2 separate regions of the Homo sapiens genome follow, and region 1 is linked to region 2. Evidence: chromatin contacts called from ENCODE Hi-C or POLR2A ChIA-PET data. All regions are on one chromosome and are shown on one strand. Each heading gives the region's core, a stretch centred on a gene start or an enhancer-like site at or near the end of the contact. The rest is flanking DNA. Distances are from core to core; before and after follow the strand shown. Region 1 holds the start of ARL1 (ARF like GTPase 1). Region 2 holds the start of HCFC2 (host cell factor C2).

Region 1 (3,998 bases), core at 9-2,508, 2.7 Mb after region 2:
CTAGAAAAATTCTTTTAAAATAAACTAAAAAGGCAGTCCATAAGCTTCTGTTGAATGGATGAAAATCTCTACCATAAATAAAAACATAATATGCAAAGGTATTAATAAGATTTGGAAGAAAACCTAAGAGAGTATTAACAGTAGTGACTACTGGGGATCACCGAGATACAGGGTATTAGGGATGGAAGGTTTACTTTTCTCTTTTTTTTTTTGAGACGGAGTGTCGCTCTGTCGCCCAGGCTGGAGTGCAGTGGCACGATCTCGACTCACTGCAACTTCTGCCTCCTGAGTTCAAGTGATTCTCCTGCCTCAGCCTCCTGAGTAGCTGGGACTACAGGCGCCCGCCACCACGCCTGGTGAATTTTCTGTATTTTTAGTAGAGACGGGGTTTCACCGTGTTAGCCACGATGGTCTCGATCTCCTGACCTCGTGATCCGCCCGCCTCGGCCTCCCAAAGTGCTGGGATTACAGGCGTGAGCCACCGCGCCCGGCCGGAAGGTTCACTTTTCAATGGATCTTTGGGAAGTTTCAAAACATACATGCTCAACCTTTAAAAATTTCTCTAGGGGAAATCCCTTCTCCACATCCTATAGGTGTGCTTCCTTCTTCCTCTCCACACACTTCACTATCAAAACCTACATTACTTCCAACAGTCGACCCTCGAGGGAATAAGTCCCTGGTCCCCACGATCGGGACCAGCCAGTCCACACTGCCGACCCCTGAAAGGCGGTCTCAGCTGCTCGGTCAGCGAGAAAAAAAGCCGGCGAGGTCCTCGTCCTGCAGGCCACAGCGAAGACAAAAACCTCTGGTTACTGGCCTCAGGTGCAAGGCTGCTCCGCATTGGCAGCGCGGTACCATTCCTATTATTATTACGTAGTCTTGTTTCTTTCTGGGAGAAAGCACCTAGGGAGAGTTGGGCTGGCCCCGCAGGGCGCTCCGGGACACGCGTCCTCTGCAACGCCGCAGCCTGCGCCAGCGTTCGACCGGGACGACTCATCGAGGCCCGACTCGCATTTTCAGTTGTCAGATTCGCCACTTTTTGGTGTCAGAATTTAAAACAAAAATTCCAATTTCTCTATTTCAGAAGCTCTTTCTGTCCAGAAAAACACAAGCAGGAGAGACTTCAGGTTTTTGAATTATTCGTCTCTTCTGGCCTCCACGGTATCTACATCCAGTGAGCGGGGACCGTGAGTCGAAAGCGACGACGCGGATGCTCAGGCCACCGTTCCCGGCGCGCAGTCGCAGCTGACCCTCGCTCCCGCCCCCGCCTGGAGTCCGACGTGGAAGTTGCTGGCTGACTGGGCTTGCGAGGAAACCGCCTCGGAGCTGCAGCCGAAGGCCAAGGAATCACTGAAGATCGGCGAGGGAGGACAGGGGGTTCATCATGGGTGAGGGGTTCGAGAAGGGCACCTGGGCGCGCTCGAGGGAGCCGCGGCCGAGGGCTGGGGTGCAGAGGAGGAGAGGGGCCGGCCAGGATACCCTAGAGTAGCCAGCTCCTCAGGGGGCGGGTCGCGGAGGACTTGACTCACTTTGGATCTTCATCTGTAGGGGTGGATCCGGCCTCTCGCGTTCTCCTCCGTCCTCTCTCGGTTCCCCTTGATTCCTGCGGGGTCCAGGGACCCGGACAGCTTGGGGACGTCCGCAGAGCCTGGGTTCGAGTTCTTTACCCTTATCATGAAGTTTTCCCTCATCCCCAGCTCCACTTGCTGGGCAGAGTTGTTCTTGCGGAGGCTGGCAACGCGTCAGTCGCAGGTTCGCCGAGGTTTCTTGGTGAAAGATGAGCTGCGGCCCCAGAGTGGAAGCTTAATCATTCTCTTTACCAGGGGCGCTGGGACGGCGTCAGTTTGAAAAACCTGAGAGCAGGTGTTGCTTATGTTGTTTTATGGCCAGTTTGGCATTTGTCTGCTAATCTGCTGTAGCGTTTCATGTAATAATACGGGTATTTCTAGTCGGCAAATGAAACTTTATTCTTGGTTCTTGGCCCGCTGATTGAGGGAACTGCATTCTCACAAGCATCAGGTAACACCCTCGCCCCGCTAGAACCCAAGTGAGGGTGCACATTCTTTAACTCGTTTCTCACCCTCCAAATGAAGGTGCAGATTCTTTGGCTTGGTTAAATCCCTCCACAGTTTTCTGGGGAGCATACTTCTTGCTCCCAAGCATCACAGGCGCTGTCCTGTCTTCCATAACCGCCTTCAGTTTTGTTCCGCCTCTCTTCTACCTGTAAATGGTAGAAAGGACTTTGTCAAGTCACACCTATTCTGTTGAACTTTCCCAAGGTTCTCTAGCCCATGGTGTTGTTCATTTTTCAACTCGCAGCTCTTAGTTATGCCATGTCTTTGCCAAATAACAGTGTGGCATCACTTCTGATGTTAACTATTTTTTTTTGTATTAATGTAACTTGTTTTTAATCTTCTCTAATGGCTCTGGATGGGAAAAGGACTGTGCTTTTTATCCTACACAATACTTGGTGTACAGGAAGCTTTCTGGGAATATTTTGTGATGCATTGGATAGAGCTTTATTATTTTTAAAAGTGGGTTTTTTGTCAAAAATAGTTATTGTTTTCAGCTTTTTTCTCAATTTCTTGTACTAGCTATATTGCTTCGTGGAGAACTCTGATTGAAGTTGGTTATAGTGGTACTGCTGCTGTACAGTACTTTTCCTGTGCGAGGATTACATTGTCCCACTATCCTCCTTACTGGCCCCTTGGTTTTTAGGGGTAGTGAGGGGATCATGCTAAAATATTCCTATTCTGCTGATTAGAAAATGAGATTCCCAAAGGCCGCGGCCATATTTCTCTTATTATTTGGTTTATCTTCTGTGCCTGCATGACACAATAGTAACATAACTAAGGACATAGTAACATAACTAATTACTTGTTTGATATTGAATAATATATTTCATTGGGAGGAAAAATATGCACCTACGCATCCAGGAAATTATAATATTTAATTTGGTATTTAGCTCTCAAAGGACAAGGTTAGATGTTTTGTATACCTAGTTCACAAAATGACATTGTGTATGTTTTTTCTTTTATTATTTTTTAGGTGGCTTTTTCTCAAGTATATTTTCCAGTCTGTTTGGAACTCGGGAAATGAGAATTTTAATTTTGGGATTAGATGGAGCAGGAAAAACCACAATTTTGTACAGATTACAAGTGGGAGAAGTTGTTACTACTATACCTAGTAAGTGTTGGTATGATGAGCTAATTGTAGGGACTTTCTGGTCTCCATCCAACATAACTATTTCTTTCTTTCTTTTTTGTTTGTTTTAGTAGAGATCAGGTATCATCACTATGTTGTCCAAGCTGGTCTTAGACTCTTGGCCTCAAGTGATCCTCCTGCCTTGGCCTCCCAAAGTGCTGGGATTACAGGCATGAGCCACTATGCCAGGCCTATTTCTGAATAAATTAATTCATATAATAAAGTATTTGATAAAGTTTGTAAACTGCTAGTATGAACATAACATTGATAACACTTTTTCCATCAACTAAGAGGCAGCTTAGTGTAATTTAAGGACCCTTGTTCTGGTTTACGGCCGGGTTGGGCTGTTTATAGGTTTAAGTTACTAAATCTTACTGAGAGCCAGTATCTTTACTAATAAAATACATAAGATAACAAATACCCACTGGTTTTCAGGGGGAAATAAACAAAGTAGGTAAAAGTACCTTTTAAATCTGTGTAAAGAATTATATAAATGTTAAGTGATGTTACATGTGAAGTGCCTTTTTTTCCTGTATTTGTTACTATTTTAATTAAGATTAGTTTATCTTAGGTAATTATATTGATTACTTTTAAAGATCTGAGTTGCAGAGACTGAGTGTTGAAGTAATTTGGTACCTTAAAAATATCAAGAGAAGGCCGGGCACAGGAGCTCACGCCTGTAATGGCAGCACTTTGGGAGGCCAAGGCGGGTGGATCACCTGAGGTCGGGAGTTGGAGACCAGCCCAACCAACATGGAGAAACCCCATCTCTACTAAAAATACAAAATTAGCCA
Region 2 (3,568 bases), core at 623-3,122:
AATGTTAGTAATGTTGCAATCTTTTGAAAAATTATGAACAATATCATTATTAAAGCCTCAGAATGAAACAATATTAAATACACTTACTTGTAACTCATATAACTCATTGCTGTATCTTCCATATTCAACCATTCCCCCAAATACTAATATTCTGGTACCATCACAGACAAATCCATGGGCAGCACAGCCTGGAGGGATATCTCCTCTAACAGCTGGCAGAAACCACTGATTCGTAGCTAGTTGCCAAAATAAAATGAAAACCGATTATAACAAACAACGGTTATCATATACTATCAGCAAATATATATCATCAATATCAGTGGGTCTCAACTGGGGATGATTCTGCCCCCCAGAAGACATTTGGTAATGTCTGGTGACATTTTTAGTTGTCACAACTGGAGGGGGCTGTTACTGGCATCTAGTAGGTAGAGGCAGGGATGCTGCCAAACATCTTACAATGTACAGGGCAATACAGGGCAGCTTCCCCCAACCTCAACAAAGAATTACCTGGCCCAAAAGGTCGAGAGTGCTGCTGTTGAAAAACCCTGATCTGTATCATTTAATTCTTACAAAACGCCCTGCTGGGTGAGTATAAAAATCTCTATTTTACAACTGAAAATTGTGAGGCTTAAAAAGGTTTGGTAACTTTAGCGCTGATCCTGGGCAACCGGCAGAGCAAGATTCAAATCAGGTCTAATTTGTTCCAAAGCCAGGGATTTTACACTAAGACCAAAGTGTCAGTAACTTTTTACCTTCATATGCTGGGGCGCTGGGAGGAGGAGAGGGTGAAAAAAATAAAACTTCTCAGACTCCACTATTTTGTTAACCTTCAAATTATTCCTGTGATTAAGTTGTTTGATCAAAGAAAAGTTATCGGTCATGAAGTAGACCCAAAATTCCATCACTGTCTTTACACCAAACAGATTTCTTGTGACAGCCTGAGCATTTACAAGGGGAAAAAAAAATTAAATCCAGTTTCCTTTCTATTCCACAGAGGTCCTCAAAGATAGGGGCTCCCTGCCCAGGGGCACTTGTGATCTGCAGTGGTGCTCAAGTTATGACAGTCCTCTTTCCGAGGGCCAGTCCAGAAGGGCGTCCACACCGAGTATGCAGACACAAGGCCGCCTCACCACGTCCCCGCCGCTTTAGAGCGCGGCTCACGGAGGGGCTCTTGACCGTTACCTGCCAAACACCGGGTTGTATTTGAGGCGAGAGTGCCAGAAGGCCTCTCGTTTTCCCTCCTCACCCCCTAGATGGTCTTCCTCCTAAGGAAGGAAGGCAGGCAAAGACGGGAAAGGCCCTAAGGAACTTTGGTTTGGAGTGGGTTTTGTTTTTTGACAGAGGCGAGATTTCGGGGAGTGGCCCAGGCGGTTGGACATGGTCTTCTGTCGCCTGCGTCCGCCTGTCGGGCTGGGGTGGGGGCGTCCGGGATCCCCCGCCTGAAGGCCGGTGCGCCCCGCTCGGGGTCCGTTGCGCCCCAAGGGCCCCGGAGATCCTGAGCTGCGGTCCGGGACAGAGCTGCCGGACCCGGGCTGCCCGGCTGAGCCGCGCTCCCCGCCGCCCGCCCAAGGAAGCAGTGACCGGGCGGTGACAGCTGTCAGGGCCGCGGCCGCCGCCTCGCCTCCCCTCCCCCTCCGCAGCTCCAGCAGGCGGGGCCGACGAGCCGCCGCCGCGCCTACCCGTGTTGTAGACGTGCAGCTCATCCGCGATGCCCTCATTTCCCCCTCCAAAGATGATCATCAGCTCCCGGATGGCCACCGCTCGGTGTCCGTGCCGGGCGCGGGGGACCGGCCCCGTGAAGGAAGAAACTCGCCTCCAGTTGAGGAGGCTGGGAGCCGCCATCTTCCCAACCCCCGCCCCTCTGCCCACAATGCACCGCTCCCGCCTCAACCGGCTGCTCCCTGGGGAGGGCGGGGACCCGCCTCCAGCTGTGCTGGGGTCACGTGGCCGCGGGCGCCGGCGGCCAGGCTGGAGGCCCGCGGGCAGTGGAGAGACGCTGGGGAAGGGGGGTCCTGACAGGGGAGCCCCGCCCCCACCCCAGGCGACTTGGCCAGCGGCCACCCGGAGCAACGCACCTTAGGGTGGAAGGACGCTTCCCACTGACCACGTCTCCCATCCCCACCCAGAGCCTCCCGTTCGGTATTTTGGGAAGAAGCCACAGCATCTTCCTTTACGTCCACTTTAATTGAGCATCTAGGATGTGTGGGCGAGGCAGTCTCACAAGCAACGTGAGAGAAGCTCGGGTAGAGGTTCGAAGAGCTGGGAGCGCAGGGCGGGGACCTCGCACGGGAGGGTGCGGGCGGGAGCCTGCCTCGCGAGCCCGGGCCACGGCGGCTGCTCCCGACCGTGACTGGGACCCGGGCAGGGAAGGTCGCTACAAAGCCTGCCGGGCGAACCGAAGGCAGCTTTGTGCGGAGCCATGCCAGGAAGCTTGGGAACCGTGAGCCACAAGAGGTATTTTTGGTTTGTTTGGCTTAAGCAGAGGAGAGATGGTTTTCTAGGTTTCTGTTTCATTGCTAGCTAACAAGTGAGGGCTGTCCACAGCCTGGCATGCCCTAAGTGCCTCATGTGTATTAACTCATGTAATCCATCCAGCAATCCAGTGTGGTGGCTCCTGTTATCTCCCTTTCATGGACGGGGAAATGAGGCACAGTGCAGTAAGGTAATTTTCTGATGGACACAAAGGAGAGGTGTTGAAAAAAAAGACTGGGGCCAGGATTCCAACACAGGGCTTCTGATTCCAGAACCCCCAAGCCCTTATATCATATACCATACTGCCTCTGATAGCAGTCATATCCAACCATTATACCATACTGCCTCTGGTAGCAGTCATACGCAACTCTTTATTTTTATTTATTTATTTTAGATAGGGTCTGGCTCTGTTGCCGGAATGCAGTGGCGCGATCAGAGCTCACTGCAAGCTCGAGCTCCTGGGCTCCAGTGATCCTCCTGCCTTGGCCTCCCAAAGTGCTGGAACTACAGGCATGAGCCACCGCACCCAGCCAATGCAACACTTAATAAGGCCTAGCTGCCCTGTGATTTGGTCCTACACATAATCACACAAGTCCATTAGGAATAAAACTGCACTGCATATGGGATTCATGCCAAATGAGTAGATTTTAGCCACTCTTGCCACAGAGACACAAAAAGGGTTGGTGGTAACTATATGAGATGATGGATATGTTAATATGCTTCACTATAGTAACCTTGTGACTGCCTGTTTCAGCTGTCCCCAACCTTTTTGGCACTAGGGACCGGTTTCATGGAAGACAATTTTTCCACGGACTTGGCAGGGGAGTGGGTGGTATGGACTTGGCAAGGGGATGGGGGCTATGGTTTTGGCATGAAACTGTTCCACCTCAGATCATCAGGCATAAGATTCTCATAGGGAGTACACAATTTAGATCCCTCCTATGGGCAGTTCACAGTAGGGTTCGAGCTCCTATGAGAATCTAATGCGCGGTTGATCTGACAGGAGGCAGAGCTCAGGAAGGTCATGGGGGTTCCGAACAGGCCGAGGACTGGTTGCTGGGGACTGGGGACCCCTGGTCTATATGATATCAACTTC

The links. Hi-C counts contacts between places; a loop is a spot of excess contacts on that map. ChIA-PET counts read pairs that join two places held with the same protein, here RNA polymerase II (POLR2A). Pooled maps may share reads with other maps.
Region 1: a loop to region 2 is called in a pooled map, with 2.0 times the contacts of the local background. The contact joins the promoter of ARL1 here to the promoter of HCFC2 in region 2. A Hi-C loop is called at or near these places in 1 of 50 pooled maps. POLR2A ChIA-PET finds 5 or more read pairs at or near these places in 2 of 52 experiments (activated CD4-positive, alpha-beta T cell and activated naive CD4-positive, alpha-beta T cell).

The regions. Positions count from the first base shown.
Region 1 is chr12:101,405,032-101,409,029 of GRCh38, reverse strand. ARL1 (ARF like GTPase 1) reads left to right here and starts at 1,258. Exons shown (of 6, transcript NM_001177.6): 1 at 1,258-1,388; 2 at 3,049-3,186. The coding sequence starts at 1,385. RefSeq lists enhancers at 1,596-1,645, 1,726-1,775.
Region 2 is chr12:104,062,835-104,066,402 of GRCh38, reverse strand. HCFC2 (host cell factor C2) reads right to left here and starts at 1,872. Exons shown (of 15, transcript NM_013320.3): 1 at 1,680-1,872; 2 at 88-236. The coding sequence starts at 1,842. It also overlaps a transcript of GLT8D2 not described here. RefSeq lists silencers at 1,496-1,635, 1,856-2,025, 2,007-2,176, 2,186-2,345.